Regions from separate parts of the Homo sapiens genome. Here region 1 is linked to region 2. A link is a contact called in ENCODE Hi-C or POLR2A ChIA-PET data. All regions are on one chromosome and are shown on one strand. The core of a region is the stretch at or near the end of the contact, and the rest is flanking DNA. Distances in the headings are between cores, read along the strand shown.

Evidence for each region. Hi-C counts contacts between places; a loop is a spot of excess contacts on that map. ChIA-PET counts read pairs that join two places held with the same protein, here RNA polymerase II (POLR2A). Pooled maps may share reads with other maps.
Region 1: a loop to region 2 is called in a pooled map, with 20 times the contacts of the local background. The contact joins the promoter of ZNF254 here to the promoter of ZNF724 in region 2. A Hi-C loop is called at or near these places in 2 of 37 single-sample maps with no recorded cell type and 12 of 50 pooled maps. POLR2A ChIA-PET finds 5 or more read pairs at or near these places in 7 of 52 experiments (B cell, CD4-positive, alpha-beta memory T cell, WTC11 and 3 more).

The regions. Positions count from the first base shown.
Region 1 is chr19:24,084,612-24,090,619 of GRCh38, forward strand. It overlaps ZNF254 (zinc finger protein 254), which reads left to right and starts at 2,576. Exons shown (of 4, transcript NM_203282.4): 1 at 2,576-2,726. The coding sequence starts at 2,697. RefSeq lists enhancers at 2,622-2,701, 2,752-2,801, 2,862-2,951.
Region 2 is chr19:23,247,444-23,253,594 of GRCh38, forward strand. It overlaps ZNF724 (zinc finger protein 724), which reads right to left and starts at 2,951. Exons shown (of 4, transcript NM_001355404.2): 1 at 2,797-2,951. The coding sequence starts at 2,799. RefSeq lists an enhancer at 2,572-2,861 and a silencer at 2,992-3,051.

The sequences.
Region 1 (6,008 bases), core at 1,326-3,825, 840 kb after region 2:
TGCTTTGGCTGTTTTTGGTTTATTTTTTATTTTTTAGAAAGGGTCTCACTCTGTCACCCAGAATAGAGTGCAGTGGCTTAATCAGGGCTCATTGCAGCCTCGACCTCCTTGGTTCAGGCAATCCTCCTCCCTCCGCCTCCTGAACAGCTGGTACTAAAGGTACAGGCCACCATGCTCAGTTAACTTTTGTATTTTTTTAGATACATGTTTTTGCCATGTTGCCCAGGCTGATCTCAAATTCCTGGGCTTAAGCAGTCTTCATTTCTTGGCCTCCCAAAGTGCTGGGATTATAAACATGAGCCATCATGAGTGACCACAATCTTTTTTTTTTTTTTTTTTGAGACAGAGCCTCACTCTGTCACCCAGGCTGGAGTGCAGTGACCTGATCTTGGCTCACTTCAACCTCCTCCTGTCAGGTTCAAGCGATTCTCCTGCCTCAGCCTCTGAGTAGCTGGGACTACAGGCACGCGCCACCACGCCCAGCTAATTTTTGTATTTAATAGTGGAGATGGGGGTTTCACCATATTGGCCAGGCTGGTCTTGAACTCCTGACCTCGTGATCCACCCACCTCGGCCTCCCAAAGTGCTGGGACTACAGGCGTGAGCCACTGCACCCAGCCCAGAATTTTTTTTAACATGATATAGAAAAGCTAACTATATTTAGATCTGTTACTTAACAGAAAATTTGAATAAACGTCTTTTATTAAAAAACATAAAATTTTTTATCTACAAATATTGATACAAAACAGTTCAAAATTACTTCCTAGGGGTTTCACTAAAAATTAGTTTGTTAAGGGTATATATATATATATATAAAAACTAAGATTTCTAGGTGTAAAACAATTTTTTTATAGAGAGTGTATAAACAAAGGCCAGGCGCAGTGGGTCACGTCTGTAATCCCAACACCCAACACTTTGGGAGGCCAAGGCAGGTGGATCATTTCGAGCTTAGGAGTTTGAGACCAGCCTGAACAGCAAGGCAAATTCCAGTCCCTACTTAAAATACAGAAATAAACCGGGCATGATGGCTTACACCTGTAGTCCCAGCTACTCCAGAGGCTGAGGCTGGAGAATCGCTTGAACTTGGGAGGCGGAGGTTGCAGTGAGCCAAGATTGCGCCACTGCACTTCAGCCTGGGCGAAAGAGCAAGCCTCTCCTGGAAATAAAAAAACAGTGTATAAACAAAAGCAAAATATGCTTTTGATGAAGAAAGTTAGAAACATTTTGTCTACTTTGAAATTATTTAAAGGTTGTTTCAAATTGAAAATATAAAAATAATGTAGATTAAAATACAACATAAAAATTTAAAAAATGGCCAGGCACGATGGCTCACGCCTGTAATCCCAGTAATTTGGGAGGCTGAGGCGGGTGGATTACCTGAGGCCAAGAGTTCGTGACCAGCCTGGCAACATAGTGAAACCCCGTCTCTACTAAAAATGCAAAAAATTAGCCAGGTTTGGTGATGCACGCCTGTAATCCCAGCTACTCGGGAGGCTGAGGCAGGAGAATCGCTTGAACCCAGGAGGCAGAGGTTGCAGTTAGCCAAGATGGCGCCACTGTACTCCAGCTTGGGCGACAGAGCTAGACTTCGTCTAGACAAAAAATAAAAAATAAAAAAAAGTATAAGAGATCATAAAATATGTATAAAAATCTAGAATGGTCAAAAAGACAAATTTGATGGACTTTATTTTTGTTATTTTATTTTATTTTTTGAGACAAAGTCTCGCTCTGTCGCCCAGGCTAGGGTGCAGTGGCAGGATCTTGACTCACTGCAACCTCAGCCCCCCGGGTTCAAGGAATTCTGCTGCCTCAGCCACCCGAGAAGCTGGGGTTATAGGCGTGCGCCACCATGCCCAGCTAATTTTTTTTTCTTTTATTTTTTTGAGACGGAATTTTACTCTTGTTGTCCAGGCTGGAGTGTAATGACGCGATCCACGCTCACTGCAGCCTCCACCTCCCAGGTTCAAGCAGTTCTCCTGCCTCAGCCTCCCGAGAAGCTGGTATTACAGGCACGTGCCACTACGCCCAGCTAATTTTGTATTTTTAGTAGAGATGAGGTTTCACCATGATAGTCAGGCTGGTCTCCAACACATGACCTAATGTGATCCGCCCGCCTTGGCCATCGAAAGTGCTGGGATTACAGGCGTGAGCCACCGCGCCCAGCTGATGGATTTACTTATAACGGTTTATCAAATTAGCTTTAGTGCTGATAATACATTATTACTAAAGTAAAAGTTGATTTTCTCTTGAACAAAAATTATATGTATTATTAATATACATAAAATATGTTTGTTCACATTTTGAATACATTGAAAAAGAGAGAGAGCAAAAAAGATATAGAATTTTCCCATGCTCTGGGGTGGGCCTGGCTCAGCTCAGGGAGGAAGCCCTGCCCGATAAGGCTGCAGCTTAGGCTGTCACTCTTTCTTCAGCCTAGGGTGTGATCACATCTTCTATCACTCAGGGTCTGAGTAGGCGGGGCCTTAAACGTTATCCAACTAGGGACGTTGGGCTGGGAACTGTCCAATCAGGCACACAGCTGGACTGGACAAAGCGGCTTCCGGGATATGGCGGGGCCTTTGTCTCTCGCTGTCGCCGGAGTCCCAGGTCTGTCTTCACTGCTCTGTGTCCTCTGCTCCTAGAGGCCCAGCCTCTGTGGCGCTGTTACCAGCAGGTATTGGAGATCCACAGCTAAGATGCCAGGACCCCCTAGAAGCCTAGAAATGGTGAGAATGCCAGTCCGACATCCCGAGAGAGGGGAGGGGGCTGGTTGGAACTGGTGGGAAGCGGCTGTGGCGGGACTCAGGCCTCCCCCCAGTCAGCTCCACAATCTGCGCCCAGCTCGACCTCAGTCCCCTTCAGAAATAAGATGGCGGCTGCGCTGACAGCCAGACCCCCAGGAGTCCTGTTTCTTCCCTGCGCAGTGACTGTGCCCTGTCCTGGAGCCCTCTCTGGGCAGCTGTGGACCCGCAGCCCCGCGTCTCTCCCAGATTGTTCAGGGACCCGGGGAGGGTCGTCAGGGGAGAATCCTGACTCGGGTTGCGGGTTCATGAACGGGAAGAGCTTTGGTCTGTGGGGTTCCCAGGCCCTCTTTTTTCCCATTAAAAATTTATGGGCGTCACTGCAAAAATATTAAATACTTTAATAAAAGAATGATTCAAAAATTGTACCACACCCAGCTGTGGTTTGTACTTTTGTGGTCCATGGAAGGGGCCTGAAGAAAAGATTGTTACAAGGTTCATGATAAAGAAAACCAAATTCAATAATTGGCTAGGTACAGCAATCTAGGTTGTCGTTTTTTTTTTTTTTTTTTCTTTTTTTTGAGACAGAGTCTCACTTTTTTGCTCAGGCTGGAGTGCAGTGGTGTGATCTCGACTCACTGCAACCTCCGCCTCTTGGGTTCAAGCGATTCTCCTGCCTCAGCCTCCCTAGTAGCTGGGACTACAGGCGCCCGCCACCACAATTTTTTTATTTTTAGTAGAGACGGGGTTTTACCATGTTGGCCAGGCTGGTCTCCAACTCCTGACCTCAGGTGATCCACCCACCTTGGCCTCCGAAAGTGCTAGGATTACAGGCGTGAGCCACCGTGCCCAGCCTCGTTTCTTAATTTTTACATTTAAGGTGGGAATATCCTGGTTATGTAATCAGAGCTTAATTGTCAGCTTATTCTTGGTTAAGCAAGAATTTTGTTTCCGCTAATGTAGTAATTTACCAAAAAATGCTCTTGAGTTTAGATTTTTTTTTTAGAAGTAGAAATCCGGGGACTAGAGCCACCTCAATCTAATTGCCTGCCACTTAATTATTTTCACACTCCACAGGGGACTGCTTTTTTCCTGAAATTTTCACATGTATCCCAAGCAGGGCCTCAAGTCCACCCCTCATCCCCTATTCCTCCAGCCTAACTCTGGCTTGCAGGAAAATACTAAATTTCCCGTTTTGTCTGACATTCCCAAATGCCAATGTCCCCTCCCTAATTCACTTTATCATCTATTTGTCCTTTAGGGTAGATTTTGATACCTGTTTTAATTTTTATTTATTTATTTATTTTAATTTTTGAGACAGAGGCTTGCTCGGTCACCCCGGATGGAGTGCAGTGGTGCAGTGGTGTGATTTAGGCTCACTGCAACCTCTGCCTTATGGGATCAAATGATTCTCTTGTCTCAGTCGCCCAAGTAGCTGGAATTATAGGCGCCCGCCCCCACGCCTGGCTAATTTTTGTATTTTTAGTAGAGACCGGGCTTCACTATGTTGTCCAGGCTGGTTTCAAACTCCTAGCCTCAAGCGATCCGCCTGCATCAGCCTCCCCAAGAGCTGGTATTACAGACGTGAGCCATCTCGCCTGGCCAATTAATCTTTTTTTTTTTTTTTTTTTTTTTTTTTTTGAGACAGAGTTTCACTCTTGTTGCCCAGGCTGGAGTGCAATGGCACGATCTCGGCTCACCGCAACCTCCGCCTCCCAGGTTTAAGCGATTCTCCTGCCTCAGCCTCCCTAGTAACTGGGATTATAGGCATGTGCCACCATGCCTGGCTAATTTTGTGTTTTTAGTAAAGACAGGGTTTCTCCATGTTGGTCAGGCTGGTCTCAAACTCCCGACCTCGGGTGATACGCCCGCCTTGGCCTCCGAAAGTGCTGGGATTACAGGCGTGAGCCACTGCACCCGGCCAATTAATCATTTTTTGACAAAGCATTTGATGGCACATTTAAAAAGGTTTGTTTTCTTTTTGTAAATATTTCCTATGAGAAGAAAGCAAAGAATAATCTCCTGACACTGTATTGTAAAATATCTCTGCGTTTTTTTTTCTTCTATCTTCCCTAGTCACAGATATCTTATCAGAATGTTTTTGGGTCAAGTTTTCCTTTTGGAAACTATAGTGTGATGTGTCTTCAGTCACCATTCGGTTTTCTTGGACCTGGGTTTCAGTACTGTATTGGGATAAACGAAGATACCCACCATGGCTATGTCTGCTTAGAGTGTCTAGTAAATATCAGCTTCTGGGTCATATTCTCTCATAGGAAAATCTGAGGTATTGAGTGTAGCGTCCCAAGTGCGCAGGTGGATGCCCTGAGTCTAAAAGGCATTTCCTAGTGCACTTTTTTTTTTAAAGCTAATTTTATGAGACATTAATATTGTCTTCACCCAACCCAGCTTTCATTTCTTAAAGACACATTGCTGGTCAGTCAATCAGATACCAGTATTGAGGAGAAAACAAATAATTTCTGCCTCCTGGTTTCCTTTAGAGAACAGAAAAATAGTAAAAAATTTCTAGAAAACAAAACAAAACAAAACAAAAACGAGGGCCAGGCATGGTGGCTCATGCCTGTAATCCCTACACTTTGGGAGGCCAAGGAGGGTGGATCACGAAGTCAGGAGTTCGAGACCAGCTGGCCAACATGGTGAAACCCCATCTCTACTAAAAATACGAAAAAAAAAAAAAAAAAGCTGGGTGTAGTGGTACAGGCCTGTAATCGCAGCTACTCAGGAGGCTAAGGCAGGAGAATCAGTTGAACCTCAGAGGCGGAGGTTGCAGTGAGTGGATATCACGCCACTGCACTCCAGCCTGGGCGACAGAGTGAGACTCCATTTCAAAAACAAAAACAAACCGCAAAAAACTGACCCCAGTGAGATGGTGTAAGAACTTGCAGAGTAAAATGCGCCTGAGACACTCACTGGGGCATAGTTCAGAGTCTCCTGAGAGGGGGTTATTGAGCACTTTAGTGAGTAGGATGGGGTGGGACAGTCTCTCAAGTAATTGGATGGCCTGACTTGACACATGATTAAGACATATCTGTGTCTTGAAAAGGTTTTTTCACTTATTTTGACCTAAGGCTTGTTTTCGTTGTCTTGAGACAGTTTCCCTCTGTCACCCAGGCTGGAGCGCAGTGGTACCATCTCGGTCCACTGCAACCTCCAGATCTTGAGTTCAGGTGATTCTCATGCCTCAGCCTCCCAAGTAGCTGGGACTACAGGTGTGCACCACCACACTCAGCTAGTTTCTGTAGTTTTAGT
Region 2 (6,151 bases), core at 1,701-4,200:
CAAAACAAAGGAGTGGCAGTGCTGATTAGAAAACAGATGTGTCTGACTCATTCGTCAAGTCAGGCCATCCAATCCCTGGAGAGATTTTCCCACCCCATCCTGCTCACTTAAGTGTCCAATGACCACCTTCTCAGGAGACACTGCATTACGCCCCAATGAGTGCCCCAAGTGCATTTTACTTGGCAAGTTCTTGTACTAGCTCACTGAGATGAGGTTTTTATCTGTCTTTGGGGATACAATTTTTTTTCACAAATCTTGGAGAATCCAGCTGGCAGAAATTATTTCTGTTTTCCCCTCAATACCAGCGTCTGATCGCTGACCAGCAATATGTCTCCAAGAAATGGAAAATGGCTTGGATAAAAACAATCTTAATGTCTCAAAGGGTTAGCTTTTCAAAGGAAGAATACACCAGGAGATCCCTCTAAGCCCCAGGGCATTCACCTTCTTCTTGAGAGGCTACACTCCATACCTCAGCTTGTTCTATAAGAGAAAATGACCCAAGAGCTGATATTAACTCTAGCAGATAGACATGGTGGGTATCTTGGTTTATTCAGATAGTACAGGACCAGGAAAAAACTAAAGGGTAGCTGAGGACACATCACCCCATAAAGTTTACAAAAAACACTGACCCCCAAAGCATTATGATCTCTGTGCTTAGGGAAGATAAAAGAAAAAGAGGCACAGATATTTTTTAAAATACAGTGTCAGGGGATTACTCTTTGCTTTCTTCTCATGGAAAATATTTAAAAACAGAAAACAAATTTTTAAAATGTTTTCAATGTGTTGTCAGTAAATAATTAAAATACAGTATGAAAAATATACACTAAAGGACAAATAGTTCATAATGTGAATTAGGGAAAGAAAGTTGACAGTTCCTTGAAGTAAAGTACTAAATTTTCAGTTCTCGAGATTGTCAGAACTGGAAATTTAGTATGTATTTTTACTTCAAGCCAGAGTTAGGCTGGAGGTAAGGAGAACTGGGGGATACACGGGAGACCCTGCTTGGAACACACGTAAAAAATGCGGGGAAAATCAGTCCTCTGTGGAGTGTGAAAATAGTTAAGTGCCAGGCAATTAGTCTGAGGTGGAAATCTAGGCCCTGGATTCTTGCTTTGAAAAAAAATCTAACTCAAATGCATTTTTTTTTTTTTTGTAAATTACTACATTAGAGGAAACAAAATTCAGGCTTAACCGACTATAAACTGTCAATTAAGCTCCAATTACACAACCAGGAAATTTGTACGTTCAAGGTGGAAAATAAGAAACTGAGGCAGGGAGCACTGACTCATGCCTGTAATCCTACCACTTAGGGAGGCTGAGGCCGGTGGATCACCTGAGGTCAAAAGGTCGAGACCAGCCTGGCCAACATACTGAAACTCTGTCTCTACTAAAAATACAAAAATTAGCCGGGCATGGTGGTGGGCGCCTGTAATTCCAGCTACTTGGGAGGCTGAGGCAGGAGAATCACTTGAACCCGGGAGGTGGAGGTTGCAGATCGTGCCACTGCACTCCAGCTTGGGCGTCAGTGCAGGACTCCGTCTCAAAAAAACAAAACAAACAAACAAACAAAAAAAACTAAGAAGAAGAAAAGAGGAGAGAAACAAACAAACAAAGACAGGAAGACAGAAAGAATATAACTGTACCTAACCAATTATTGAATTTGGGATTTTTGCATCATGCACCTTATCAAAGTCCTTCAAGCCCCTCTTATAAACCAAAAACTACAACCCATAGGGGTGCTCTAAAATTTTTGAACCACTCTTTGATTAAATTATTTAATATTTTTGCAGAGACTGCCTTTTTTTTTTTTTTTTCTAGACAGAGTCTTCTTACTCTGTCGCCCAGGCTGGAGTGCAGTGGCGCGATCTTGGCTCACTGCAACCTCCTCCCAGGTTCAAGCGATTGTCCCGCCTCAGCCTCCCGAGTGGCTGGGATTACAAGCATGCGCCACTATGCCCGGCTTTTTTTTTTTGAGACAGAGTCAAGCTCTGTCACCCAAGCTGGACAGCAAATGGCGTCAGCTCGCCTCACTGCAACCTCCGCCTCCCGGGTTCAAGCGATTTTTCTGCGTCAGCCTCCTGAGTAGCTGGGATTACAGGACCGCGCCACCACGCCCGGCTAATTTTTTGTATTTCTAGTAGAAACGGGGGTTTCACCATGTTGGTCAGGCTGGTCTCGAACTCCTGACCTCGTAATCCGCCCACCTCGGCCTCCCAAAGTGCTAGCATTATAGGCGCAGGCCACTGTGCCAGACTAATTTTTATATTTTTAGTAGAGATGGGGTTTCGCCATGTTGGCCAGGCTGGTCTCGAACTCCTGGCCTCGGGTGATCCGCCCGCCTCGGCCTCTCGAAGTGCTGGGATTACAGGCGTGAACCAAAGCGCCCGGCCTGCCATAAATTTTTAATAGGGGGAAAGATGAACTGGAAACGCAGCGGACTAAAGCCCTTCCCATTCATGAACCCGCTCCCCGAGTCAGGATTCTCCCCTGACTACCCTCCCTTGGTCCCTGCACAATCTGGGAGAGACGCTGCGCTGCGGGAGCAGAGCTGCCCAGAGAGGGCTCCAGGTCAGGGCACAGTCACTGGGCGGGGAAGAGACAAGACGCCCGGGGGCCGGCTGTCAGCGAAGCCGCCATCTTATGGCTGAAGGGGACTGAGGCCCAGCTGGGCAAGGAGAACTCAGGGCGCAGTTTGTGGAGATGACTGCGGGGAGGCCCGAGTCCGCCACAGCCACTTCCCACAGGTTTCAACCAGCCCCTCCCTCTCTCTCCGGATGTCGGAGCCGCCACTCTCACCATTTCTAGGCTTCCAGGGGAGGCCCTGGCGTCTTAGCTGTGGATCTCCCAATGCTTGCAGGTCAGAGGGCCACAGAGGCTGGGCCTCTAAGAGCAGGGGACACAAAGCAGGGAAGACGAGACCAAGCGCTCCAGCTGCAGCGAGAGACAAAGGCCCCGCCAAATCCCGGAAGCCGCCCTGTCCGCTCCAGTTGCGTGCCTGATTGGACGGTCCCCAGCTCAGGGTCCCTGATTGGAAAACGTCTAAGGCCCAGCCCCTTCAGGCCTTAAGTGACAGAAGACCTGACCAAACGCTGGACTGAATGAAGAAAGAGTGACAGCCTAAGCTGCAGCGTTTTCAGGCAGGGCTTCCTCCCTGAGCTTAGCCCACCCCGGAGGGTATTTGCATTTGACCTCGTGTATGAGGTTTCATGTATTTATAAATAACATACTATACGGCTATTCACAAATGAAAAATATATAATAACAATAATTTTAAAATTTCAGTTTTTATGATCTTCCTGGCTTCTGGCATTTGAGCAAGCAGCCTGAGACTTTTTTAAAAAGGCAATCCTCTGAAATAAAATATAAGCCACATGTGAATTTTGAATTTTCTAGTAGCCAACTTTAAAAAGAAACAAGAAAAAGGTGGAGTTGATTGTAACAATTTAACTTACCCAATATATCCAAAATATTATCAGTTTAATATGTGAGCAATAATTATATATGTATATACATGTATATGTATGTATATATGTATATATGTGTGTATATATGTATATATGTATGTGTGTATATATGTATATATATGTGTGTGTGTATATATATATACATATATATATATATATATATATATATATATATATATATCACTAAATCTTTGAAACTCACTCTGTATTTTACCATTCCAGCACATCGCAGTTTAGACCAGCGACATTCCAGGCACCCAGGAGCCACACGTGGCCAATAGCTGCCATATTGAAGTGCAGCTGCGATGTCAGCTGAGTGAAGGGCCTGGACATCAGAGGTGGGGGAAAGCCTCTTCCTACCAACATCTCTTCAGTTCCCAGGGTGGAACAGATAGTGGCCATAAAAGAGCAGAAGGCAGCAAGAATAAAATAACCACACATAGACCACTGCTGGCCACCTGTTGACCACCTTCCTTCCAGATTAAACAGTGAACAACAAGTGATGGGGTGACAGGAGAAGTAAACTCTATGTCTTCATATCTGTCCAGTCTTTTTTGAGACAGACTTTCACTCTTATTGCCCAGGCTGGAGTGCAGTGAAGTGCAATGGCAGGATCGCGGCTCACCACAACCTCCACCTCCCAGGTCCAAGCAATTCTCCTACCTCAGCCTCCCAAGTAGCTGGGATTACAGGCACGTGCCACCACACCCAGCTAATCTTTTGTATTTTTATTAGAGACAGGGTTTCTCCATGTTGGTCAGGCTGGTCTTGAACTCCCGACTTCCGGTGATCTGCCGGCTCCCACCTCCCAAAGTGCTGGAATTACAGACGTGACCCACCACGCCCGGCCTTTTTTTTTTTTTTTTGAGACAGACTTGCTCTGTCACCCAGGCTGGAGTGCAGTGGCACGATCTTGGCTCACTGCAACTTCCACCTCTTGGGTTCAAGCAATTCCCTGCCTCAGTCTCCTGAGTAGCTGACATTACAGGCGCCCACCACCACGCCGAGCTAATTTTTGTATTTTTAGTAGAGACAGAATTTCTCCATCTTGGCCAGGCTGGTCTTGAACTACCGACCTCATGATCCACCCGCCTCAGCCTCCCAAAGTGCTGGGATTACAGGCATGAGCCCAGCCTTGTCCACAGTCTTGACCTCCAATGTTTATATATGAAGAAAACAGATTAAAGGCAAACTTATTTTGCTATTTGACCTTGGCCCTAATGGTCAGGCTGTGGTTATCTGTTTTATTTTGTGGTGTGGGGGGGTCTGTGTAAGTACAAATCACATGCATAAATGTCTACGTGTATTTCTGCATTACTCAGCATTATCTTACAAGACATCCAACTTTCTTTTTATTTATTTATTTTGAGACAGAGTCTCACTCTGTTACCCAGGCTGGAGTGCAGCAGCGCAATGCGACCTTGGCTCACTGCAACCTCCACCTCCCGGGTTCAAGCTATTCTCCTACTTCTGCCTCCCCAGTAGCTGGGATTATGGGTGCGTGCCACCACGCCCAGCTGATTTTTTTTGTATTTTTAGTAGAGACAGTGTTTCACCATGTTAACCAGGATGGTCTTCATCTCCGGACCTCGTGATCTGCCCACCTCGGCCTCCCAAAGTGAGCCACCGTGCCCGGCCAAGACATCCAACTTTAAATCAGAAATAAAAAATTAGAGGCTGGGCACGGTGGTTCAGGCCTGTAATCCCAGCACTTTGGGAGGCAAGGCAGGTGGATCACGAGGTCAGAAGATCAAGACCATCCTGACTAACACGACGAAACCCCGTCTCTACTAAAAATACAAAAAATTAGCTGGGCGAGGTGGTGGGCGCCTGTAGTCCCAGCTACTCAGGAGGCTGAAGCAGGAGAATGGCGTGAACCCAGGAGGCGGAGCTTGCAGTGAGCCGAGATGGTGCCACTGCACTCCAGCCTGGGCGAGACTGTGAGACTCCATCTCAAAAAAAAAAAAAAAAAAAAAGTTTGTGACTTATGTATAATCTTTAATAAGGCGACTTTAAAATTATTGGTAAAGTAGTATCAGCAATGTCTTAAATATTGTTAGCATTTTGTTAACTTTTTTGAGATGTAGTCTCACTCTGCCGCTCAGGCTGGAGTGCAGTGGCGCGATCTTGGCTCACTGCAAGCTCCCCCTCCCGGGTTCAAGCAGTTCTCTGCCTCAGCCTCCCGAGTAGCTGGTATTACAGACGCCTGCCACCATGCCTGGCTAATTTTTGTATTTTTAGTAGAGACGGAGTTTCACCATCTTGGCCAGGCTGGTCTTGAACTCCCGACCTTGGGACCCACCCGCCTCGGCATCCCAAAGTGCTGGGATTACAGGTGTGAGCCACTGCGTCTGGAACATTTTTTTAATCAAGGGGTTTTTGGCCAGGCTCAGTGGCTCATGTCTATAATCCCAGCACTTTGGGAGGCCAAGGTGGGTGGATCACTTGAAGTCAGGAGTTCGAAACCAGACTGGACAACATGATGAAACCCTGTCTCTACTAAAAATACCAAAAGTTGGCCAGGTACCATTGTGCATGACTGTAATCCCAGCTACTCAGGAAGCTGAGGGAGGAGAATGGCTTTAACCCAGGAAGCAGAGGTTGCAGTGAGCCGAGATTGCACCACTGTACTCTACCCTCACTGACAGAGTGAGATTCTGTCTCAAAAAAAAATCAAGTGGTTTTAT